Linked DNA regions of Homo sapiens: regions 2, 3, 4 and 5 are each linked to region 1. The links are chromatin contacts, found by Hi-C or POLR2A ChIA-PET in ENCODE. All regions are on one chromosome and are shown on one strand. Each heading gives the region's core, a stretch centred on a gene start or an enhancer-like site at or near the end of the contact. The rest is flanking DNA. Distances are from core to core; before and after follow the strand shown.

The links. Hi-C counts contacts between places; a loop is a spot of excess contacts on that map. ChIA-PET counts read pairs that join two places held with the same protein, here RNA polymerase II (POLR2A). Pooled maps may share reads with other maps.
Region 2: a map of CD8-positive, alpha-beta T cell shows a loop between it and region 1 (22-fold over the local background). The contact joins the promoter of SLC41A3 here to the promoter of PIK3R4 in region 1. A Hi-C loop is called at or near these places in 2 of 168 maps with a recorded cell type or tissue (CD8-positive, alpha-beta T cell and naive thymus-derived CD4-positive, alpha-beta T cell) and 8 of 50 pooled maps. POLR2A ChIA-PET finds 5 or more read pairs at or near these places in 1 of 52 experiments (naive thymus-derived CD4-positive, alpha-beta T cell).
Region 3: a loop to region 1 is called in a pooled map, with 12 times the contacts of the local background. The contact joins the promoter of CHCHD6 here to the promoter of PIK3R4 in region 1. A Hi-C loop is called at or near these places in 4 of 50 pooled maps.
Region 4: a loop to region 1 is called in a map of CD4-positive, alpha-beta T cell, with 13 times the contacts of the local background. The contact joins the promoter of MCM2 here to the promoter of PIK3R4 in region 1. A Hi-C loop is called at or near these places in 1 of 168 maps with a recorded cell type or tissue (CD4-positive, alpha-beta T cell) and 6 of 50 pooled maps. POLR2A ChIA-PET finds 5 or more read pairs at or near these places in 1 of 52 experiments (CD8-positive, alpha-beta memory T cell).
Region 5: a loop to region 1 is called in a map of CD8-positive, alpha-beta T cell, with 19 times the contacts of the local background. The contact joins the promoter of SRPRB here to the promoter of PIK3R4 in region 1. A Hi-C loop is called at or near these places in 4 of 168 maps with a recorded cell type or tissue (CD4-positive, alpha-beta memory T cell, CD8-positive, alpha-beta T cell and naive thymus-derived CD4-positive, alpha-beta T cell) and 7 of 50 pooled maps.

Annotation. Positions count from the first base shown.
Region 1 is chr3:130,743,930-130,748,996 of GRCh38, reverse strand. PIK3R4 (phosphoinositide-3-kinase regulatory subunit 4) reads left to right here and starts at 2,168. Exons shown (of 20, transcript NM_014602.3): 1 at 2,168-2,679; 2 at 3,733-4,511. The coding sequence starts at 3,779. RefSeq lists a silencer at 1,144-1,193 and an enhancer at 2,428-2,487.
Region 2 is chr3:126,082,076-126,087,142 of GRCh38, reverse strand. It overlaps SLC41A3 (solute carrier family 41 member 3), which reads left to right and starts at 3,019. Exons shown (of 11, transcript NM_017836.4): 1 at 3,019-3,050. It overlaps ALDH1L1-AS1 (ALDH1L1 antisense RNA 1), which reads right to left and starts at 2,928. Exons shown (of 8, transcript NR_190231.1): 1 at 2,691-2,928. RefSeq lists silencers at 2,672-3,221, 3,262-3,371.
Region 3 is chr3:126,701,121-126,706,187 of GRCh38, reverse strand. CHCHD6 (coiled-coil-helix-coiled-coil-helix domain containing 6) reads right to left here and starts at 1,948. Exons shown (of 8, transcript NM_032343.3): 1 at 1,789-1,948. The coding sequence starts at 1,875. RefSeq lists enhancers at 697-1,248, 2,309-2,368 and a silencer at 1,559-1,758.
Region 4 is chr3:127,594,594-127,599,660 of GRCh38, reverse strand. MCM2 (minichromosome maintenance complex component 2) reads right to left here and starts at 1,250. Exons shown (of 16, transcript NM_004526.4): 1 at 1,189-1,250; 2 at 114-343. The coding sequence starts at 1,194. It also overlaps a transcript of TPRA1 not described here. RefSeq lists a silencer at 952-1,111 and enhancers at 1,142-1,261, 615-1,572.
Region 5 is chr3:133,803,270-133,808,336 of GRCh38, reverse strand. It overlaps SRPRB (SRP receptor subunit beta), which reads right to left and starts at 2,522. Exons shown (of 7, transcript NM_001379313.1): 1 at 2,335-2,522; 2 at 1,634-1,728; 3 at 514-591. The coding sequence starts at 2,488. It overlaps LOC105374116 (a long non-coding RNA gene), which reads left to right and starts at 2,854. Exons shown (of 3, transcript XR_924513.3): 1 at 2,854-3,249. RefSeq lists enhancers at 1,961-2,070, 2,101-2,150, 2,261-2,470, 2,611-2,670, 2,761-2,870.

The DNA of each region.
Region 1 (5,067 bases), core at 919-3,418:
AGACAACAGAGAGAAAATATTTGCAAATAATATCTCCAACAAGGGATTTGTATCTAGAATATATAAAGAATGCTTACAACTCAATAATAAAAAGACAAATAAACCAATTAAAAAATAGTCAAATCATAAACATTTCTTCAAAGAAGATATATGAATAGAAAACAAGCACAATAAGAAAGATGCTTAACGGAATTGGTTATTAGGGAAATACAAATTAAAGCAACAATGAGATACCACTTAACAGCCACCAGGATAATAAAAAAAGAAGATAATAACAGTGTCAGCAAGAATGTGGAGAAATTAGAGCCCTCATATATTGCTAATGGGAATGTAAAATGGTGCCTGCACTTTGGAAAACAGTTTGGCAGTTTCTCAAATGTTAAACATAGAGCTACCATATGAGCCCACAATTTCGTTCCTCAGTATCTATCCAACAGAAATGAAAACATATGGCAACACAAAGACTTATAGACTAATGCTATGAACATAGGAACATTATTCATAATAACGTAAAAGTAAAACAACTCAAATGTCTATTAACTAACAAAAGGGTAAACAAAATTATTTGCAACAACAAATAAATGAAGTACTAATACAAGCTACAATAGGGATAATCCTCAAAAACATTACCCAAAGTGAAAGTCAGTCACAAAGACCACATATTATATATAAAATGTCCAGAAAAGGCAAGTGTATACAAACAGAAAGTAGATTAATGATTGCCTAGGGCTGGAAGGGGGAGGAGAAATGGGGGAGAACAGGGAGTGACTCCGAATGGTTTCAGGGTTTCCTTTTGGGGTAATGAAAATGTTTAAAATCAGGCAGGCTGGGCGCGGTGGCTCATACCTGTAATCCCAGCACTTTGGGAGGTCGAGGCGGCGGATCACTTGAGGTCAGGAGATCCAGACCATCCTGGCCAACATGGTGAAACCCCATCTCTACAAACAATACAAAAACTAGCGGCCGGGCGCGGTGGCTCACGCCTGTAATCCCAGCACTTTGAGAGGCCGGGTGGATCACGAGGTCAGGAGATCGAGACCACGGCGAAACCCCGTCTCTACTAAAAAAAAAATACAAAAAATTAGCCCGGCGCGGTGGCGGGCGCCTATAGTCCTAGCTACTCGGGAGGCTGAGGCAGAAGAATGGCGTGAACCCGGGAGGCGGAGCTTGCAGTGAGCCGAGATCGCGCCACTGCACTCCAGCCTGGGCGACAAGAGCGAGACTCCGTCTCAAAAAAAAAAAAAACAAAAACCTAGCTGGGCGTGGTGGCACGTGCCTGTGGTCCCAGCTACTCTGGAGGCAGAGGCATGAGAATCGCTTGAACCCGGGAGGTGGAGTTTGCAGTAAGCCGAGATGGCACCACTGCATTCCAGCCTGGGTGACAGAGCCAGACTGTCTCCAAAAGAAAAAAAAAAAGGCCGGGCGCGGCGGCTCACGCCTGTAATCCCAACACTTTGGGAGGCTGAGGCAGGCGGATCACGAGGTCAGGAGATCGAGACCAACCTGGCTAACACGGTGAAACCCCGCCTCTACTAAAAATACAAAAAAATTAGCCGGGCGTGGTGGCGGGCGCCTGTAGTCTCAGCTACTCGGGAGGCTGAGGCAGGAGAATCGCTTGAACCCGGGAGGTGGAGGTTGCAGTAAGCCGAGATCGCTCCACTGCACTCCAGCCTGGGCGACAGAACGAGACTCAGCCTCAAAAAAAAAAAAAAAAAAAAAAAAAAAAAAAAAAAAAAAAAAAAAAATTAAAATCAGATTATAGGGATGATTGCACAACTCGATAGATGTATTAAAAACTACTGCTTTGTACATTTTAAGCAGGTGAACTTTATGGTATGTAAGTTATATCTCACCAGAACTCTAAAAATCCAGCTTGGGATATATTAGTTTTCCTAAATATTCTTGAGTTCTCTTAACTCTGTTCTGCTGTCCTGGGAGTGAAGGCGTGTCTGAGCAGATTCTAGGGGATGTCAGAAACCTCAGCGTTCGTGAATGAAAGGTAGAAGAGCAGGAAGGGGAATAGATCTTTGTCAGAGCATCATTTTCTCCCTGTAGACTCGCCCAAAGTAAGACCACGCCTTCCCTAGTTTCCTAGCAACCGGTTTCCTACCCTGGCAATTCCTCAAGGCTCACTCTTTTTCGTCACTTCCGCTCGGCGACAGGAAGTGAGGTCAGACCGGTTGCTTTCCCGGGAGTTCGGCGTTTGCTGGGGCTGCAGCAGCTGAAGTGTAGTGTTTTCTTGGGACTGGCGGTCTGCACTTCTCTCCCGGGTTCCATCTCCCCCCGCCCGGTGGTGAGGCCCTCGAGGAGGGCTCGGACGGGTGTAGCGATCCGCGCTAGAGGAAGACGAGGCCCGGGAACGCATGTCCCCCAGGGCAGGTTAGGGGGCTGGAGGGGTCAAATCCCGGGGTACTTGTGGAGACTCTTTAGCGTGGCTTCTTCTCTCTGCTGAGACCCCGAGAGCTTTCCCAGTTCTCCTCCCAGGACCACCGGGGTTCCTGAAGATCGGGACTTTTCTGCGCCCCTCCACCAACAGCCCATCTCCTGTCTATGAAGAAAGACCCTTCGTAGAAACAACTTCCCCGCTGCTGACGCGTTTTCCCGTCCCGTCCCCGAAGTAGTCTACTATGACCTCGTTGTGAGCCTCTGAACGATTTTGACACTTTCCCGAGGCCTAGGGTAAATGTTTATGTGTGCTCAAGGTCGTGTGTGTATATGTGTGGCATTTATTTCCTGCAAAACCTGAGTTAGCAGAACCCTGGGGTACGTTTAGCTAGTGTATACTTTGGTCTGCTTTTCTTTAACATCTGTGGCAAGGTTTCTTGTTGCAGACCAGCGAAGTTTGCACCTTCTTTTAGCTGGGTGAGAGGGCACACTGGAATTAGGCAGGAAGTGTCCAGGAGTTAACTGAATTTTTAGATCTTAGTTTGACCTTTTCAGTTTTCAGTTTTTCTTTTTTTTTTTTTATTTTTTGAGACGGACGGAGTCTCGCTCTGTCACCCAGGCTGGAGTGCGGTGGCGGGATCTCCACTCACTGCAACCTCTGCGTCCTGGGTTCAAGCAATTCTGCGTCAGCCTCACGAGTAGCTGGGATTACAGGCACCCACTACCACGCCCGGCTAATTTTTGTATTTTTAGTAGAGACGGGATTTTAACCATGTTGGCCAGCCCCGTCTTGAGCTCCTGACCTCGTGATCCTCCCGCCTCGGCCTCCCGAAGTGCTGGGATTACAGGCGTGAGCCACCGCGCCCGGCCAGTTTTAAGCTTTTAATGTGTCTCTTTCTTATTTCCAAGAAACTACAGATTCTTGGACAAGAACTATGTCATATGGTAACTTTGTAATTCTCATAGCCCCAAGCACAGCACGGAACACATAGTAAAGGCTCATTAATATTTTAAATTTAAATATGAGAAAATAACACAAACTAACATTTTTGGCTTAAAGTTGAAGAGGCCTATCTAAATATAGTTCAGCTCCTGGAAATGGCGATGCGCAATAGCAGGGTATTTTTAGGTAAAATAACAAGGTCTTCTTGGAGAAAATAACATGGTCTTTTTAGATAAATGTGTGTGAAATTTAGAGGCTGCCCCAGAAGGCTAGGTACAGTGCTGTTAGTGGAAGAGAAGTATGCTGCATCTGTCTTTTTGGAAGAGACCAAATAATGGAATAATGGTGTTTCACAGCTTCTTTGTTTCTTGTCTTTTTTCTTCATTTGTTTTTATTTTAAACAGGTATTATATCCTAACCTTACTAAAGACCACAGAGGTGCTTGCCATTATGGGAAATCAGCTTGCTGGCATTGCTCCCTCCCAGATCCTTTCTGTAGAGAGTTATTTTTCAGATATTCATGACTTTGAATATGATAAAAGCCTGGGGAGTACTCGGTTTTTTAAAGTTGCTCGAGCCAAGCACCGAGAAGGCCTGGTCGTTGTGAAGGTTTTTGCAATTCAGGATCCCACATTGCCTTTAACCAGCTATAAACAAGAGCTGGAGGAACTGAAAATCAGGCTTAATTCTGCACAGAATTGTCTACCTTTCCAGAAAGCATCAGAAAAAGCATCTGAGAAAGCAGCTATGCTCTTTAGGCAGTATGTGCGAGACAATCTCTATGATCGCATCAGTACCCGTCCATTCTTGAATAACATTGAGAAGCGCTGGATTGCTTTCCAGATCCTGACAGCTGTGGACCAAGCACACAAATCTGGAGTTCGTCATGGGGACATCAAGACTGAGAATGTGATGGTCACCAGTTGGAATTGGGTTCTTCTAACTGATTTTGCCAGTTTTAAGCCCACTTATCTTCCAGAAGACAACCCGGCAGATTTCAATTATTTCTTTGACACATCACGGAGGAGAACTTGCTATATTGCTCCTGAACGTTTTGTTGATGGTGGGATGTTTGCCACTGAGTTAGAATATATGAGAGATCCTTCAACTCCGCTTGTAGACTTAAATAGCAATCAGAGAACAAGAGGAGAGTTGAAGAGAGCAATGGACATCTTTTCAGCAGGTATTTGAGTGGGTCACATTTGCTAAGGGAGCATGTGTTTTTCTTTTAACTGTTAAACAGAAATGTGGCTTTTTTTAGTCACCAGATATTGAAAAGTTAATGTCTTGGTTTGTCCTCAGACGCTATTTCAGTTAGAGGCAGCATTCCTGCATTGGATATGTTTAAATGCCTAGGAAATGCAAACAGCAGTTTATTTACACAAACATATAAACATATTTGCTTGCCTACTTTTATTGTATGTGTCAGGCACTGTCCTAAGTGCTAGGGATATTGGTGGATAATATATTTTCATAATGCTTCCATTTTAAAGTGACCGTGGATATTGCAAAAGGACATTTCAATGCGGTGTTGATTGCTGTGGTGGTGATAAGCATAGGGTGCTGCTATAGGAACACATAGATATTTAAATTAGTCCTCATGGTGGTGTTGAGTCAAGAGGTGGGATCAAGAAAGGCCTCTTTAATAGAAAGATGATATTTACATTGAAACCTGAAAGTTGATTGGGAGTTAACTTTCGTAGAGTAGTTTGTTTCAGGCAGAGGATGTTGCCTATACA
Region 2 (5,067 bases), core at 1,770-4,269, 4.7 Mb after region 1:
CTGTCTTGGGCTGGGTTTTATAGTTTTATAACCCTATGGCTAATCTTATAGTATTCTGAAGGAATAAGCATGAAGCTACTTGATCAATAAATGCAAACAAAAATACTAACAATTCTTAGAACATTTTAATTTTTTTTACCAATGATTTTAAAGACAGTTTATTTATTAAATATTTTACTTGTCACGTGAACTTGAAAAGCATTGATTAGTATTTTTTGATCAAGTATTTAAGTGCTTTTATTTTTACTTAAGCTAATTAGAGCTCTTTTACATATTTTTAGTAGTGACACATTGTGTACACAACACATAAATGCATAGCGTATTAGGCATGGCAATAGAAGTACATCTTATGTATTTGTAAGACCTCTTTTTCCCTTAGACTTTTAAATTCATGATAGCCTGTTTCATCACCCTGGGCAGTTGTCAGCTAAATAGTCCTACATTTGCATATTAAAGGAAACAACTCTTAGGTGAAAAATCAGATAGCAAAATTTACATCTCAAAGTACCAAGAGACAGTCTGGTTTGCTAGAGGGAAATTAAAATGGATTTAATTTGCCATTTAAACAAAATTATAGAAGTCTATTATAAAATCCTTTTAAATACACACACACACACACACACACACACACACACACACACACAGATCCTATAGCTTTTACTTCAGAACTTTAGCCATGAGATAAATACAAATTCCCCAGCTTGCAAAAAAAAAAAAAAAAAAAAAAAAAAAAACAAGAAAACAAAGAAAAAGAAAAATAGGTTAGATCCAAACAGTGGTTTTTAATTTCAGTACAAAAGTAAAAGCAGATTTAAAGCAGGCAGAAAATATAGAGAAGAAGAGAACTTAGGAACTCTATAGTGTACAGGTTGACCTTAGGGCTCTTTTCCTTAATGTAAATGTGCACAAGGATCATTATATTTCCATTTTACATAAGCTCTGGCAAGTAGACGCACCATAAAACCAACAGAGTGCCCGAAATGAGGTCATTCTCCTTGTTTTCTCCTCATTCTTAGATCATTTGTTTCCCACCTTTTTTTTTCTTAGAAGTAGGAACTGAGCTGTGGCCTAGGGTTTTTGTGTGGTGGATCAATGTGTGCTGCTTGTGGGCAGGACCCCACCATGTGTCACCACTGAGTTGTTTCCACCCTGTTACATGTCTCAGTTTCTCTCTCCAGAGGTCTATTACCTTTGAGAGGGCTCAAAATGATGGGTGATCAGTCCTTATATGCATTCCTGGACAAGCCATTTTTAAAATTAATTTTTGTTGGGGATTTCCCCATAGGGCTGCTGCATGTCACAGGATGTCAACCCCCCCCCAGACACTCCCACAAGGCCCCCAGTCACCCAGGAGCACGTTTTGGCTGGGAGGAGCAAATGCCTTTCTCTTTGGAGTTGAGAAAACTCAGTCTCTCATTTACCTATGAAAACAACAGTTCAATTCCTCACACAAATGCGCAGACAAGCCGAATCAAGATTAATTTTGGGAGAAAAAGCAATAAAGAAAACCCTTTAGAATGTGTCTCTGAACTAGAATTAGAATCCTTAAACAACAACTTCCTAGGAGAAAAACCAGCTCACACTAAACGAAGGACTGTCAACCAAAGGGCGATCTGGGGCTCAGGAGAACTTAACCAGTTCCATCGGGGGAGAAGCTAGAAGTCTGGGAGGCTTCAATGGGCCCCACTGGTATCTTCGCTCCGAGTTCAGGCAACTCCTTTGGGGTCCTGAGTCTTCTCTGAGGCCCCACGCTGGGTGCCAAATTATTGTGGAAGAGTCAAACTCTGTAAAATATTTGAAGAGATTTATTGTGAGCCAAATATGAGTGACCACAGCCAGTGACACAGCCTTCAGGAGGTCTTGAGAACATGTGCCCAAGGAGGTCGGGGTGCAGCTTGGTTTAATACATTCTGAGGAGGCATGAGACTTCAAGTTAAGTTCATTTAAGAAATAAATTTGTTTGATCCAGAAAGGCAGGAAAACTCAAAGAGGGGGAGGGTGGTTCTAGGGTATAGGTCAACTTAAACATTTTCTGGTTGACAATTGGTTGAGTTTGTCCAAAGACCTGGGATTAAAGAAAGGAATGTCTGGGTTAAGAGGTTGTGGAGACCAATGTGTTTTATCACGCAGATGAAGTATTCGGATAGGGTAGCAGGCTTCAGAGAGAAGAGGCTGTAAAATGTTTCTTATCAGACTTAAAGTCTGTGTTGATGTTAATGCAGGAGAGGGATAATGAGGCATGTTCGGCCTCCACTTCCCCTTATGGCCTGAACCAGTTTTTCAGGTTAAATTCTAAAAGTCCTGGCTGAGGAAGAAGTCCATTCGGATGATTTGGTGGTTGGGAACGGGGAGGTGCCTTATCATTTATTTTTTGGTTTAAAATATAATGATATATTTTACCAAGTCTTGTGAACCATCAGGCCTCCCTCAGGCCCGGACTGGGAATTGCCAATTTCGTTAGGTGTGACCGTAATACTATGAGAATGTTTAAAAAAATAGGCCTTACTGATTAAACATACTCGAGTATTTAAAGGAGAATTTATCCACTGGGATGCTTTAAAATTACTCTGGGAAAAAAGGGAAAACGAAAGGCATGTGTGGGGTGAAGCACAGACTTGTCGTTGTTGTTTTTAAAGCAAAAGGCGGGTCCCAAGGGAAGTTGGCTGTCGGTGGGTTCCCGTTCTCCGTACCTTTCTACCTTGACAGCTCCATAATAAAACCTGCAGCCGCATAGGCGCCTCTCCCGTAGCGCTCCCGCGGGGGCGCCAGTGGGGCCCCAGCTGCGAGGAGGGCCCGGGCTCGCGAGACTCGGTCCCCCACTTCCGTCCCCGCGATCCCCGGCTCCCAGCCCCCCGGGCCCCCGGCGGGGCTCTGCGCTGCCGGAGCTTGGGCGTCTGCTGCTGTCCCGGAGCGCCAAGTCGTCCGAGGTCCGGCCGCCCGGCCGGGGCGGGGCCAGGGAGGCCCGGCCTTCCCGCTTCCTGCCTGAGCCGCAGGCCCGCCCCTGCGTCCTCCGCCCGCCTCTTTCCCGCCGCCGCCTGGGAGGGGACCCGGTAAGCGCGGCCCTGTTCCGGGCGGGGTTGGGGCGGAAGGTGGGGTCAGCTGGGGCCCAAGGGGGGTCGGGGAGGCGCGCGGGAGAGGGCGCCCGGGAGTGGGTGCGCGGGAGGCGAGTGAGCCGGGCGCCGGGCCCTGGGGGCTCGGCGGGAGGGGGAGTCAGGTGGGGACCGGGATTTGGGGGACTCGGTGGGGGAAAGGCGCGCGGGAGATGAGGTAAACACGAGGGGTCGGAGGGGCGGCCTGGGGCGGGGTGGGGCCATGCCTGGGGTAGGCCACGCCTCGGGGAGGCCGGGAGAGAACCCAGGCGCTGGGGGTCGCGGGGGAGCCGGCCGGTCCTACCCTTAGGTGTCTGAGGCCGCTCCCCACACCGCTGCGGTGTGCATTCAGCGGCCCTGTCTCCTCCTTCCTGGCCTGCTCAGGGCACGGCTCCTGGTTGGATGTCACACGCGTGACTCCTGCAGCGCCCGCGCGCAGGGACCCCTCGCTGCCTCAGCCAGACCTCCCGCCAGCCTCTACCACAGGCTCAGCCCACTGTCCTGGGTGGGCTCGGTGCAAACCTCTGGTGAAGAAAACCTCCTGGGGGTGCCCAGCCGGGAGTCTGTCTCAGAGTCCCACACTCTCTCCATCCAGGAGAGCCGGTGGGATAGGTCTCTTTAAAATCCCGTTATTTATTTGTTTATTTTTTCCTCTTTCTTCCAGTTTTTTCCATATGACTTTAGTGATCAAATCCCACTTTTTTTTAGAAGGCTTTTTTTACACCAGTGGTTTTCAAACTGTGGTCCCAGGACCAGCAGCACTGCCTTTCCTGAGATCTGCTAGAAATGCGGGTTCCCCAGCCCCACCCTGACCTTCTAAATCCTAAACCTTGGGGGTGGGTCCCCATACTTGTCTTTAGCAGGTCCTCCTCGTGGTTCTGACCATTGATCTGAAACCTTAGGGCTTTGAGGAGTCTGAACTGGGGTTGAGGATGGGCCAGGTGCCCTGTGATGATAATGCATGACTCCATTTAATCTTCACAGCCCTACACAGTAGGTAGTATTACCCCATTTCACAGATTAGGCAACAGAGGTACAGAAAGTTTAATTTTTCCAAGGTCACAGACCTAGAAAGGGGAGGAGCTGGGATTCCAACCTTGGGTTCCGGCTCCAGAACATTCCCACTGAGGCGAGGTCCCCTGTGAAGGTGGGGAGGGGTGAAGCCCAGAGGTCCTGGCGGCCTCCCTGCCAGGCAGAAACCATTAGTTCCAGAATCACGACCAGCCAGGTGCGTGGTCAGCAGTGGCCCTGCCTGCCTGCCTTTGGGCGAGCCCTGGTCTGTGTGAGCTGCTGGGTCCAGGTCCCCGGGCAGGATGTGTTCGCACTGGGGTGCTGACGGGGCGCCTAGAGGCCTGGGTCCAAGGCCAACCTCACAGGGTGACACAGGGATGCTTCTGGGTGACAGAGTGTCCGTTTCCTCCTCAGTCTGATGGGGGCGGATACCCCCCAACCCCATGCTGGCAGCTGGGAGGGTGGGCAGCCTCACAGACTCAGGCGTGGCTCTGAACTGTGGCCCCAGGTGGTCCACAACCTGTCCTGCCCAGCCTAGCCCCTTTCAAGGCACAAGGGTCTCTGACCACTGCCCCATAGCAGGGTTTCTCGGCCTCCACACTACTGACATTTGGGGTGGGGCAGTTCTTTGTTTTGGGGGGCTGTCCTGTATCACCCCCTGTCGGGACAACCAAAACCATGTGCAGACATTGCCCAATGTCCTCTGTGGGGACCTTGGAGGCAATGCCTCCACTGGCATCTTCTGGCATCTTGGCTCCTCCCTGGGGCTCTGGGATTAGAGGTTTCCTGGCCCACAGCCCACTTTCCCACAGGAGCCTCCTCCAGCCTGTGCTTGGTTGTTCATCTGCACGAGCTGTCAGTGACACAGGGACATTGGAGCATGTTCTCCTTGCAAACACTCCAACATTCAGGTGGAGCTGAGGGGCCTTTGGCCATGTCCACAGCTGGGAGATCCCCCACCCTGCAA
Region 3 (5,067 bases), core at 699-3,198, 4.0 Mb after region 1:
AGGCACTCCCCTGAACCTCTGAGGACTCCAACTTAACTTTCCAACATTCCCCAAAACAGGAGACCAAATCACAAGGGTGAGAGCACCCAAACAGAGCCAAGCTTATCTTTCTAAATTCCAATTCAGGTTCCTCCCTCTCGGCCTTCCAACACAAGCCATCTCCTCCCCCATTTAATCCTTGCCACGAGTGAGGTCCACAAAACTATACAACGCCTAGCAAGCACCAAATGTGCCAAGTACTCTGCTAGGCTAAGAAGAGAGGCCTCCACAAAGCACTCTCTCTGTGCGTTTCCTTAACACTTTCACAGACATCATCTTATCCTAGGCAGTACCTAGGATACATACACACCCAATTTTTTTTTTAATGTGGCCATTGAGGCTCAAAAGAGTTTTTTACCCAAGGTCACACAGCTAATGAGCACCTGCCAGAACTCCTGAAGTCTGTCTTTCTAAGCCACCTCCCTAATTCCTCCTTAATTAACTAATTCATCTACACCCAGCTCTGTGCGTTTCATTTAATCCTAGTCCCTTTTACTGGGTTCATTCATCTCTCCACAGTTACTTACAAAGCACCTGCAGGTGTAGACACAGGTGGAGGAAGAGGCCGAGCACAGCAACATGCCCTGGAATTGGCTTGTTTCAATCCCAGCTCTCCCACTTACTATTTACATGATCTTGGATCAGTTCGTTCACCTCTCAGTGCCTCACTTCTCCTTAATCTACAATAATGGGCTAAATAGGGCTGTTGAAAATTAAATCAGTTAACTTATAAAGGGTTTAGTCCAACGCATGGCCCCTACACTGCAATAAGAGCTGCTTTTATTCTTCTGGGTTCTGGGGACAGTCTTCAATCAGACAGGAACCTTAGCCTCAAAAAGCTTACACTCTAGCAGTAAACGCAATAAACAAGTAAACAATTATCAACAGAAGCGATCACTGTGATGAGTGCTATGAAAATAATAAATGTTGGACGCGGGGTGGGAGGTTACTTCAGATTGGGTGGTCAGGGAAGGATTCTCTGGTGATATCTGAATTACAACAAGAATTACAAGAAACAGCGGGATTTAAGGAGAGCTGAAGGAGAGAGAACAGCCGGCGCACAGACCCTGAGCTGAGCCAGCGGCACCCTCCAGGAAAACACGGCGGTCCTGAGGCTGGGGACGAGGTGCGGGTGCCACGCGAGGGAAATGGCACGAGATGCAGTCCCAGAGGGATGCAGTCCCCAGAGGTCGACGGGCAGCGGCCAGCTTTGGAACCAGGGAAGGCATCATCCAAGCGCGCTAGGAACCCACTGGAGGGTTTCAGGCAAGGAAGGGGATCAGATCTGAGCTATGGTTCTTCCTGCGCCCCGCAGATGTGCTGTGGAGAACAGGCCGGCGGGGAAGAGCTGAGTCCCCAGGCAAAGCCCAGGTGGGAGACACCGCGTACCCAGAACGAGATGCGCGCACCTGAGGGGCCACGGGCTGGGAGGCCGGGCGCAAATTCAAGAAACGTAAAAACTAAGCCGACCGGAGCCAGGACGTGGCCAGGGCGTCCCTCGTGTCCCAGGGGCCTCGCACCTGTACAGTTCTTCACTCCTCCTTCCCTGAAGCCCATGTCGCGAAGCTCCAAGGCTGCCAGCCTCGGGCTCGCGTCTCGGCTCAGCCTCTTCCTGGCCTGAGCCCCCGGAGTCTCCCAAGCCCCACGCCCCTCACGCGTGGAAAGAGCCCCGGCCCTGCGCTCCGCCCCGCACCTCCCCCCCGCGCCCGCGGCCTCCACGCCCGCCCCGGCCCAGGCGGCGCCGCTCACCCGGACACCCTGCAGCACCCGGACCCGCTCCTCCTCGTCCACTCCGAAGGACACCCTGCGGCCCTCGCTGCTCTCCGTGCTCCCCATGGCGAGATGCCGCAGGGCCGGCAGCCACCAGACCCGAGACCCGGCTCCAGAGCAACCGGGCCAACAACGCTTTCCAGGACTCGCGCGGCCGCGGCACACGCCAACAAAGCCACGTCCTATTGGCCGACGCCAGAGGCTTCACCAATCGGGTGGCGCTGAGTCGCGGTGCCTTGTGGGGATTGCAGTCCTTCCGTCTGGAGGGGTGGGGGCGTGGCGGTCTGTGCCTGCTAGAGTGCGTTAGGCTGAGGCCGAAGATGTGTACCGGCGGAGGCCCTGGAGTGGAGGGCTGGGTGCAGGACAGGGTCACGTTCTCGCTTTGGGAGCTCCCCCTTGAGGGAGAGCCAAGGGTGATGTTCTGAGGCCAGGAGACGCCGAGACGGCCAAGGCGCTCATCTGGAGGCGAATTTCTGAGGGTTCACTGCTCCATTCATTCAGCAAACACGTGTAGAGCAGCACGGGCTGAGCGCCAGACGAGCAGGGACCTGGCCCTGGCATTACAGCGCCCCTCAAGACAGCGAGTGTCCTGCCCTTGAGAGGTTTACAGTGCAAGGGGAAAACAAGTGAAAAGCCAAACACGCACGCAAGGAAACTGACTGTAATACACGGAAAACTGCATGGCGATGCCACTAGTAAAATGAACAGAAGGAGGCCTCTTTTAATTTCAGTGGCCAGAGCAACCTCTGAGGAAGAAGCTTTGAACTGAGCCGGCGGGAGAGTAGGATTTATGTAGAAAAAGGTAGGGGAAGAGGTTTCCTGGGAGTCTCAGGCAGGAAAAGAGAAAGAGGGGTCATCCCATGGCTGGAAAGTGAGAAGAGGGCAGAGGAGTGGTGAGGACCCAAATCATGTCGGGTCTTGTGAGGCAGGGTCTGAGTGTGGGTTTTATTCTAAACGCCCCGGGAGGACAGGGAATGGTCCTAAGCCGTTAGGAGGCATTGCCCAAGGAGTGTACATACCATGTGTGGAGTGCAGTGTGCCAGGCATTGTGTGTAGGCTTCTTACACAGGACCCTATGTGTAAGGGAGCACACAGACGGTTGCCAGTCATAGACACTGCTACCTTCAAATAAGCCCCTTTTTGTTCCTCTGAGTTGCTGAATGGCTTTGATTTGCAAAAGTGCGCCTGAAGCCGAGCTGAGGAAAACTAGATGGCTACATGAAATAGCCAGAAAATATTTGGAGCTCCTATTGGCAACCTGGAAAGAAAGGGGTGAGGAGGAGAGAATGATTGAGAGAGAGCAGTAAGGCTCTGAGATTGAGAATAGCTCAGGGTGAAGAAGCTAGTAAACATCCCAGAGCTGGTGTGACGATGGAATCTTTAGGAACAAAGGTGTCTGCTAGTTTCATTCAAAATACTTCATTGGCGCACCCCACTCCATCACCTCTGTCGTCCATTTCTTCCCTATAAGCAGAGCCTGCGTAGGGGATTCTGGTGCAAGGAGTTTCCTGGGGGAGCACCTCAGGAGAAAGGAAGTTAGGGAGACAGGCTAAGAGGGGTGGGGACCGGGGGCCGCGGGGAAAACTGAGTAAAGATGTGGTCAGACCTGGTCCTGGGCTTTCCTTTGTCTCTTTTCCTTGGAGGTTTATGATTACTAATTCAATCTCCTTACTCGTTATTGGTCTGTTCAGATTTTCTGTTTCTTCAAGACTCAGTTTGGATAGATGGTATGTTTCTGGGAATTCGTCCATTTCTCCTAAATTATCCAGTTTCTTGGTGTATAATTGTTCATAGTAGTTGATTATGATCTTTTGTATTTCTGTGATATCAGTTGTAATGTCTCCTCTTTCATTTATACTTTTGTTTATGTGAATTACCTTTTTTCTTGGTTAGTCTAGCTAAGGTTTGTTAATTTTGTTGATCTTTACTGTTGATCTTTTCTGTTGTTTTTCTAGTTTCTATTTCTGCTCTCATCTTTTTTATTTCCTTCAGTCTGCTGACTTTGGGGCTTAGTTTGTTCCTCTTCTAGTTCCTTGAGATATAAAATTAGGTTGTTTGATGTCTTTCTTTTTTCTTAATGTAGGTATTTTTCGCTATAAACTTCCCTCTTAAAAATGTTTCTATTGCATCCTATAAGTTGTGGTACCTTGTGTTTCCATTTTCATTTGTCTCAAGATACTTGTTTATTCCCCTTTTGATTTATTCTTTGGCTCATTGGCTGTTCAGGAATGTGTTGTTTAATTTCCGCACATGTGTGAATTTTCCAAAGTTCTTCCTATTACTGATTTCTGACAACAAACTATTCAAAAAGAAATTAAGAAAATGATCCCACTTACAATAACACCAAAAAGAATAAAATATGAATAAATTTAACCAAGGAGGTGAAAGAAAGATGCACACAAAAAATTGCACACTAAAAATTATAAGACACTGTTGAAAGATACTATAGGAGACATAAATAAGTAGAAAGATAGCCTGTGTTTATAGATCAGAAGAATTAATATTGTTAAAATGGCTTTACTACCCAAAGTAATCTACACATTCAATGTCATCATTATCAAAATTCTAATGACATTTTTCACATAAATAGAAAAAACAATTCTAACATTTCATATGGAACCACAAAAGACCCCAAATCATCAAAGCAATCTTGAGAAAGAAGCAGAAAGCTGAAGGCATCATACTCCCTGATTTCAAACTATATTACAAAGCTGTAGTAATCAAAAGAGTATGGTACTGGCATAAAAATAGATACATAGATCAATGCAGAAAAATAGAGAGCCCATGCATATATGGTCTACTAATGTTTGATAATGGTGCCGAGAATATACACACTATGGAGAAAGGAAAGTCTCTTCAATAATTGGAGCTGGAAATACGGGATATCCACATTCAAAAGAAGGAAATTGGACCCTTGTATTACACCACATAAAAAATCCATTCAAAATGAATTGAAGACTTAAATGTGAGATCTGAAACCCCAAAACTCCTAGAAGAAAACATAGGTGGAAAGCTTCTTATCATTGGTCTTGATGATAATTTTTTTGGCTATAACACCAAAAGCACAAACAACAAAAGTAAAAATAAACGAATGGTATGACATCAAACTAAAAAAGCTTCTCCACATAAGAGGAAACAAGCAGCAAACTGAAAAGGCAACCTACAGACTGGGAGAAAATATTTGGGCACCATATATCTGATAAGTGCTTAATATCCAAATATACTCTATAAGGAACTCACACAACTCAATAGCAAAAA
Region 4 (5,067 bases), core at 1-2,500, 3.1 Mb after region 1:
AGGCAAGAATGCCATCGATTCATCTGCTCCCAGCTCCCAAAGCCAGGCCACCAGGCACACAATGGGCTCTCTGCAAAACTATCTGCTGAGTCCAGGGCCTTGAATGAAATTACCTTTCCATGCCATCTCCAATGAGCTCCTCTCCATCCTCTTCTTCCTCCAGGGGCCCCTCTGTGCCTAGGAGCCCCTCGGACTCATCCTCAAATGGTGGAAGGTCACGGCCAGGGCTGGAGGTGAGGGCATCAGTACGCCGGGAGCTTCGGCCAGGGCTGGAGGTGAGAGGATCATTGCCTCGCCGACGCTGGGCCGGGCTGGATGCCATGGTGAAGGATTCCGATGATTCCTGCAAGAGAAGGTGCGGTTGTCAGAAACCTAGGAAGCTGGTGAGGCATGATACAGCTTCCTTTTTACCATCAGGGGCCTTCCCTTCTTTCTCTCCACCTGTGACTCTTGTCCTCCAACACACCAAACCCCTTCCAGCCTCCAGATCTTTGCCCTTGCTGTTCTCTCACCTGGAATGCTCTCAGCTGAGCAATCTGAGTCAGTGGCTTCCAAACAAATAGAAGCCAGCTCAAATATCGGGGTCACCCACATCACCGTGCTTTCTCCATGAAAAACCACTGAGGTTATGTCATTTGCCTATTTACCTGTTTACTGTCTATTATCTCCCCTTAAGCATTAGACCTATTTCAGCACACACAGTGCGCAAGGTATTGTGATAGAGATGGCATAGAAGAGCCACCAAAACAAGAGGTCTGGAACTCAGATGTGGAACAGACAGTATACAAGACAAAGGGACAAGAAGGTAATACAAAAGTAAGTGTAGTGTTTGGAACAAGGATCATTGGGAAATTAAAAAAAAAAAAAGTTTAAAGGAGTGTAGTGAAATGGGGGCCTGTCTTTTGTACGCTCAGCGCCACACAGATGGCGCCCAATAAGTATGTGTGGGGTGAATAAAGGACAGAGGCTGAACGGGCCGAGCTCGCCTTAGGGAGCCCAGGGCCCCAGGTCAGTGGTAGGTAGGCGAGTCGCCTCACGCAGGGTGCAGGCGAGAAAGTAGCTGCGCCCCAGAGCCTGGGGCCCAGCCTCACCCAGAGCGCCGCCCTGGGCCGGGGCCAGAGTACGGGAAGCGCGCAGCCTCCGCACCCATGTCCCCGGCGCCCGCCCGCCACGCGCCAGCGCGCTCACCGCCATAGCAGTACCACGATCCTCTCCGCCACTACAGCAACAACCAGGTTTCGCGCGAAAAGTGGTTCACGTGACCCACCAAAGCCCGGGAAGAGCCCTACGGAACGCGACGTCATGACGTCGGCGTCCACTGGCGACCAGAAGGGACACGGAGGGGCGGGCCAGAGGGTCCGGTCCCGCCTACAACGCCCGAGGCGCTCCGCCCAGAGCCCGGAGGTGTGCGGCCCGGCGCTGTGCGCGTGCGCTCGCCTGCGCTGTGGTGGGAGCTGGAGCGGAGGTAGAAGCTGAGGCTCCAGGGGACCCGACGACACTTGCTGGCTGCGTGACCTCGGTCACACCAGGGCCATTTTGCTGACAAGACAACAGAGGCCGGGCGCGGTGGCTCACGCCTGTAATCCCAGCACTTTGGGAAGCCGAGGTGGGCGGATCACAAGCTCAGGAGTTCGAGACCAGCCTGACTAACATGGTGAAACCCAGTCTTTACTAAAAATACAAAAATTAGTTGGGCATGGTGGCACGGGCCTGTAATCCCAGCTACTCGGGAGGCTGAGGCAGAAGAATCGCTTGAACCTGGGAGGTGGAGGTTGCGGTGAGCCGAGATCCCGCCACTGCACTCCAGCCTGGGTGACAGAGTGAGACTCCGTCTCAAAAAAAAAAAAAGACAGCAGAGGTTCAGAGCCTGGTTTTCTGACGCTTCTTACCGTCTTAGGAGCACAATGGTTTAACTTCTCCCAAAGCTCAAAGGCTCAATACTTCAAGCAGCTGGACAACTCTGGGATTTTGTAGGAGGTCACATCTGAGGCTTTAGTAGGAGTTATCTTTGCCCAGGGGAGCGAAGACGCAGGGAGGATGTTACAGATAGAAGGATGCCATGTGCAAAGCTGCAGAGGTCATGGCAGGGCCCGGATGTGCAAGCCCCTCCCTAAGAACTAACCCTAGGAGCTTATGATGCCGGGCAACAGACAAGACTTGAGGGAGAGAAAATCCGGATCAAAAAAGAGCTAGATGTTTTTCTAGAGAGTTTGACTATTCTGTATTCTGAAAGCAATGGAAGGCCATGGAAGCATTTTGAGCAGGGTGAGACGTGAACTAGTGTGGGTTTTAGAATCCCTCTGGCTGCTACCAGGTGGAAGTGGATTGAACGAGGTTGAAGGCAGCAAACGAGGAGGTTGCTGTGGTTCTTGTCTAGTTCCAGGCAGCCTTAGTGAGCAGAGGCAGGGCTGAATCGCAACCCTCTTAGCCAGGCACTTTGTGCAGTGAACAAGCATCTCTGCCTGGGACCCAGGGTAGGGAGGCAGGAGTGATGGAGAGAACTGGAAATACAAGATGTTTAGGAGGTGGAATCTTTTTTTTTTTTTTGAGACAGAGTCACTCTGTCACCCAGGCTGGAGTGCAGTGGTGCAACCTCAGCTCACTGCAACCTCCACCTCCCAAGTTCAAGCGATTCTCGTGCCTTAGCCTCCCGAGTAGCTGGGATTAGAGATGCACGCCATTGTGCCCGGTTAATTTTTGTATTTTTAGTAGAGATGGGATTTCACCATTGTTAGCTAGGCTGGTCTCCAACTCCTGACAAGTGGATCCGCCTGCCTTGGCCTCCCATAGTGCTAGGATTACAGGCGTGAGCCACCACGCCCGGCCAGGAAGTGGGGTCTATAGGTGTTGGTGATTGAGGACAGCAAAAGAGGCATGCAGGATGACACCAGGATCCTGGCTTAGCTAGGTGGATGATAGCTGAGATAGGAGCGCACAGGAAGACCAGCAATTTAAGGGGGAAGAAGATGAGTTTGTTTCTGGCTGTGCTGAATTTGGGCCGAGGGGACATATCCAGGAAGCTGTTGGATATCCATGTATGGGACTCAAGGGCGTGTTTGGACTGAAGCTGTAGATTGCCTTGGGAGTGGTTGTATAATCCAGAGTGAGTGCAGGGAGATGAGAAGGTCTAAGCCTGGGACCTGGGAAACCCCAACAGTTAAGAGACACCAACAAAGGATGTGAAGGATGCACCTCGGATGCTAGGAGCTGCTGACAGGAAAGCTGAAGAGACTCTGCATGGGCTTGTGTTATCTATTGCTGCATAAAAAATTATCCTGGGATGGCCAGGCATGGTGGCTCACACCTGTAATCCCAGCACTTTGGGAGGCTGAGGCAGGTGGATCACCTGAGGTCAGGAGTTCAAGACCAGCCTGACCAACATGGAGAAACCCTGTCTCTATTAAAAATCCAAAATTAGCCAGGCGTAGTGGCGCATGCCTGTAATCCCAACTACTCAGGAGGCTGAGGCAGGAGAATCACTTGAACACTGGAGGTGGAGGTTGCGGTGAGCCGAAATTGTGCCATTGCACTCCAGCCTGGGCAAAAAGAGCGAAACTCTATCTCAAAAAAAAAAAAATTATCCTGGGATTTAGCACCTTGAAGCAATTAGCACCCACTGTCTCGGTGTCTGTGGATCAGGGATCTGGACACGATGCCACTGGGTGCCTCTTCTTCAAGGTCTTTCAAGGCTGCAGGCAAGGTATTGGCCAGGGCTGCTGTCTCCTCTGAAGGCTCATCTTCAGGAGGATCCCCTTCCAAGCTTCTTCACATGATAGGATTCAGGTCCTCATAGGCTGTTGGACTGAAGACTTAGTTTCCCACTGGCTCTTGGGTGGGGGCCTCTCTACAGAGCAGCTTACAACCTGGCAGCTGGTTTCTTTCAGAGCAAGCGAACAAGAGAGAGAGGCCATACAAGACAGATGCCATGTCTTGGAAGTGATATTCCTTTACTTTTGCCATATTCTCTTAGCGAGAAGTGAGTCCTGAGGTCCGGCCCACACTGAAGGAGAGGAGATCCTAGCAGGGCTGGGGATTATCAGGAGCCCTCCCAAAGGCCACTGAAGAGAGCAGTCAAGATGGTGGATGGGGTCAGCTGGCTGCCCAGAGGTCATCTGATAAGGACTAGGAGCTGTTAGTGGCCCTGGCGATAGCAGATCTGGGCTGGCCGGTGTGTCTGGAGTCAGACACTACATTGAAGTGTGTTGACAGGTAGGATGCAGGGAAGTGAGAAGGGTGAATGTGAGTTACTAGTTGGAGGCTGGAGTGCTTTTATGTCACCCAAAGATGTATGGGTCAGAGAGGCATTCCCAGGTGTGGAATGGACTGTGAGAGCTGGGACAGGCACTGGAGTGGGATATGGCTTTTTCTCAGATGAGAGGTTCTTGGACATGTTTAAACACTGGTTGGGGGCAGGGTAGGAGAGACAGAAAGGTGGGTGGGGTGAGTAGGCAGCCTCTATTATGGCCCTGATGGCCCTTGCCTTCTGGTATTCACACCCTTGTGTGATCTCCTCCCAACAGCATAGGACAGATGTGGTTGGATGTTACTTTGGAGATTCAGTTACAAAAAGACTGCAGCTTTGCTCACTCTGAGAGAAGGCAGCATCCATGTCTTGAGGACACTCAGGCAGCCTGGGACAGGCTTGGGGAGTGAGGAGCTGGGACCCCAGCCAACAGTCATGCTGGACTTGCTCCAGGACACATCACCTTGGGGTTTGCTCTTCCCAGGTCAGTAGGCATCCAGCGCTGGGGCAGCTGCTTCAGGACATCGCCGAGGACAAGTCTCCTCCCCATTCTGGTTCCACCATCTGTAGCCTGTGGCTTTCATCCTCAAGGGCTCCATGCGACCGCTGCACATCCAGGTACTACATCTGACCCATGTATTGAGCCAGCTCAGCTGTGATCAAGCGCAGCCTTTTTCCTCCGTAAGAACTGCCCATTGGCGTAGTTGTGAACTGAGGCAGAGGAGCTGCTGTGGCAGTGGTAGGTGATGTGGATGTACAACGGATTGCTTACAGTCTCAGTGGATTGCTGCTAGGCCCACCCACCTGAATTTACATATTAGAGG
Region 5 (5,067 bases), core at 1,273-3,772, 3.1 Mb before region 1:
TTAAAAAAAAACAACAATAAAGGATATACAGACATGTTTGTATATGCACAGAACATCCGGAAGACTACATACAAAAAAAAGTAAGTCACTGCTTCTGAGGAGAAAACTAGGTAGTGGGGAAAGGAAAGGAAAAATTACTTTTCACCAAATATCTTTTCTAACCTTTTGAATTTTTGTCCCATGTGCATGTATTACCTATTCAAAACTTAAAAGGTTTAATGCCCACTCTTAAGAACTCATTGTAAAGTTGGAAAGAAGACACAGAAACAAAAAATAAGAATAAAATGTGATATAACATTACTGTACATTAAGGTACAACAATGCAGAGGAGGGCATGATTAAATCTACTGTACAGATTGTCAAGAGAATTTGTCACAAAGAATATGTTTCTCCATAAAAATAAGCTACAAATGGTACTTACATCCTCAGATGAACTCATCCTAAAAATGTCCTTAACTGACACACCACAGTAAAGTAAGACTGTCAGACTCCAAAACTCCACAAACATCTTACCCTGTTATTGTTGACTCTGTATACAGCACAGCTGTCAGTAATGGACGTCTGAGTGTCTCTATAAAGGCCTGTTAACAACTGTAAAAAAAACAAGATGGGTGATATTCAACATTTTAATAGCACACCTAAATTGAGTTATATTATTCTAAGTCTCCCAGGTGTAAGGTTAAGTAAATGAATGCTGCTTCCGACAGGTGAAAAAGACGATATTGATTTTTTTTACCTGTAGAAAAAAATCTAATTAATTGCATATTTTACTCCTCAGTGGAATAAAAACAACATTATTCTCAAAAGACAGTTAGTGGCCAAATTTGCCAAGCTTCTGTAAAGATTTTTAACCAACAAAAATGATTTGAAGCCTGGGCAACATGGCAAAATCTCATCTCTACAAAAAATATAAAAAATCAGCCGGGCGTAGTGTTGCACGCCTGTAGTCCCAGCTACTCGGAGGCTGAGGTGGGAGAATCATCTGAGTCCCAGAGGTCAAGGCTGCAATGAGCAGAGATCTCGCCACTGCACTCCAGCCTGGGCATTGGAGTGAGACACTCCCTCAAAAAAAAAAAAAAAAAAAAAATGGAGGTATTTCTTTAATGGAAGGGAAATAATTTATACTCTCAAAAAGAAGAGTTAAAAAGCAGAAAACCTCTCCTATTCACCACATTAAAATACACTGTTAAAAATACTAAATGTATTAAAAATAAATATTAGTAAAAAGAAGCCTAACTAGCCCACTATGTCAAAGAAGGATCACCCTGTGAAAAAGTGTCTTCGATAAACTGTCCTAAGAATTTGTTAACGAAGGAATTATAAACTGTAGGACACTAGCTTCTATGCCTTCTGCTATTCTGGAATGAAACTAATTAAATAAAATCCTTGAATGTGATAAAGACTAAATATCAGCATCTGGCAAGGGCAAACAGAAAAAAAAAAGGAGAAATGACCAATATTTCTCAATTATGGGTTTCTACGAGTCTTTTTGTTCTCCCAAGTAAGTCAAGAATTAACTTCCAAATTTAACAGCATCAGCTTCTTTTACAAAATAAACCGTGAGATGACAGGAATACTGGGATCTATAAAATTTTCTATTAAGCTTAACAGGGGTGTCAATGAAATCATTTACCCTGACAAAGAGCAACGTTTTCCCGGAATCACAAAGGCCAACAAGAAGAACAGCTCTCTGACTGCTCCTTCTGCTCCGGATTAACTTCCAGAAGACTGTGGAATAGACAGAGAAAAACAACAAAAATTACGCCTTGGGAATCAGTATATGTGCATGGCTGGGGTGGGGAAATTCACAGAAGTCTGTGACGAAACACCTCATTCACCTGGAACTGACTTTTATCATAATGGTTACTATTGCTGTTGTTAGGGATCCACTGAGAGCCAGGCACTGTCAACTGTCAACTTTTCTTTGCAGTCCTTACTCTGACTGGGACTCAGGTGCTATCTCACTACCTTGGTATCCCAGCGCCCGCACGCAAACACGGGAGGCTGAAAGTTGGTGTCAAGACCCTGAGTCTTTGCAGTGAGAACAGCGGAAGGCGAGGAACAGCGCGCTCAAGCGTAACAGGGCAGATGACGAAGAGCAATCTGCGCCCCAAGGACCAGGACGTTAACTCCGGGGGTTGCCCGGCATCCCCCTTAACGCCCAGCTGCTGCCGCTGCTTCAGGAGAGAGGGTGGGGTGTAGACTGGGTGGGTCTCACCCTCCTGATGCCCTCAAGGCGCCCTCTCAGCCCCGCGTCCCCGGCCTGCAGCGGTGCAGCCAAAGCCCGGACCTCTGCCCGCCCCAAACCCGCCATGACCACCGGCCGCCTTTTACCTAGCGTCAGCAGCACCGCAAGAACCGCCACCACTACTGACAACAGCGTTGGGTCCGTCTGCTGCAGCTCCTGCCGCAAGGTGTCTAGGTAGGGCTGGAAGGTGCCCCCGGCACCGCCGCCATCTGCCACCCGGCGCGAGTCCGCGGAAGCCATGGATGAGACGCGTGGTCCCCGGTACAGCAAAAGCGACGTGGCCCTGCACTCTGCGCAGGCGCGGGGAGCAGAGCCTCACGCGAATGGTGGTTCCTAAGCCATAGTCTCTCCCTCAGCCGCGGCGATCCCCCAAGTGCTTGATGGGAGTTGTAGTTCTCTGGGACTCCGTCCTCCTACAGAACGATAGGGGCAGACAGGTTATTTGTCGAGGGACACACACATCTTTTAAGAGATGAGTCAGTCGTCGTCACCTACGTTATGACTGTTGAAAGAATGATGAAATGAATAAAATGAATGAATGGCTCCCGAAACTACCACTGAGGAGTTCCCGACCGTCGCTAAGTGACGTGAGACTTGTGAAGAACTCAAGCATCCTACAAACATTTAATCTGAATTTAATGTGACAAGGGATGTGACAGATGGATGTACGGAGCGATGTGGGAATACATAATGGGACGCGGAGTCCATCATGAGTTCAGAGAAAAGCTTCTGGACATTGGAATTGAGTCCTGAAGAATGAGTTAGCATCTGCGAGTGGTTAAAGGAAAAAAAGGTGCTGTGCAGAAGAAAATGAGTGTAAGAAACGATGTATGTGGGAACCCTAAGTAATTCAGTGCCCCTACACTGTCAATCTAGGGCTGCAAACTCAAATGTCTGCATTAAAGGAAGCAACTAGGAAAATCAACGCCCAGGAGAGCTGGGGCTGTTGAAAACTGCAGGAGGTATTTCTGCTGAAAGTAGGGCCGACCCTATTCAGCCAGGTAGGTGTTATGGGACCTGGGTGGCCGGTTCTTCCAGTTTTCAAGAGAAGCAATAAAGGCAGATTTTTATAGGAAATTTTCCACTTTTGAAATTTTCTGTAGGTAATTGAAAGCATTCAAAAACTTGTGGCCCAAATAAAACACCAAAAGTGGCCAGCCTAGAGGGTCCCAGTTCACAGTCTCTGTCATTAAACAGCTGTCATTGTTTTAAAATGTACACATTATTTAATTTAATTGTATGGCTGAGTAGAGACATGAAGATGTCAGTGTCACTGAAAGATTGAAAAAAGTTTATTACAGTTCCACATTGCCATTGAAAAAGTTGTCAGCATCAAAATGGAGTCACTTGTATTTTTTTTTTTAATCAGAAAAATGGAGCTGGTGAAAGGCCATGGAGGGAGGGTTCTCAGGCACCCATGCCTGATGACAAAAACTGTCACAAAAGACTGCAAAAACCACAGACTTGCACAAAGGCCATCGCAACCTTACACACAAAAAAATACATCTGTTAGGACGGCTACCCAGCAACTCCCTGTCCAACCTAGTACTGATGCCATCCTTGCCATTTGATCCTTGTAGCCAAGGATAATTATCTTAAAACAATTATGGAATCTGACTCATTTTTTCTTTAAAAATCTTTGTCTTCCTTTACACCCCCCTGAATATGCACATAGTTGACTATGGCATGCGTAGTCCCATTGCAATGCCTATTCCAGAATAAATATTATTTTCTTTTAGAGCGTCCCTCTCTGCTTGTTATTTAGCTTGATACCACTCAGGGCCACACAAAACCTCACCATGCACAGGGACAAGGAAAAAGAGAGGAACTGGGGGAGGACCCGGTGACTCACAGCTATTAATCCCAGCGCTTTGGGAGGCCAAGGCAGGAGGATTGCTTGAGGCCAAGAATTCAAGACCAGCCTGGGCAACATAGTGAGACTCTGTCTCTGCAAAAAACATTTTCTTTTTTCTTTTTTTTTTTTTTTTTTTTTGAGACAGAGTCTCGCTCTGTTGCCCAGGCTGGAGTGCAGTGGTGCGATCTCGGCTCACTGCAAGCTCCGCCTCCCGGGTTCACGCCATTCTCCTGCCTCAGCCTCCCGAGTAGCTGGGACTACAGGCGCCTGCCACCATGCCCGGCTAATTTTTTGTATTTTTAGTAGAGACGGGGTTTCACCATGTTAGCCAGGATGGTCTCGATCTCCTAACCTCGTGATCCACCCACCTCGGCCTAAAACATTTTCTTTAATTAAAAAATAATTAGCCAGGCATGGTGGCATATGCCTGCAGTCTCAGCTACTTGGGAGACTGAGGCAGGAGCGCTTGAGCCCAGGAATTCCAGGTTACCGTGAGCTGTGATCACATGCCACTGCACTCCAGCCTGGGCAACAGAGCAAGACCCTGCCTCCAAAAAAAGGAAAAAAAAAAAAGGAACTGGGACTCTTCCTTTATTACTAATGTGTCAGCGAGTAGCTAGATAGAGATGTTTTTGATTGGGCAAGAAGCGAAACACAGATGTTAAGGGTTGTATTAGGAAGATTTGCAATATGATTTAGGCACACCCTCAAAAGCCAGGCCACAGGGGAAATGTAAACAATGTTGGCTGTTAGTTTGGCCTAGTGATCAACAGATGCCAAATCATCAATTATAAAATCTATAAAAATTGATTAGAGCAGTAATTTAAGTAGGAGTGACAGGAGATGAAGCTAGAAAGGTTGGCAGGAATCAGACCAGAAGGGATTTTCTGTGCTATGTTGAGGAACTTAAGAGTTTGTCCAGAATGCAATAAGAAGTTTCATTTGGGGATCGCTTCTCGGCCTT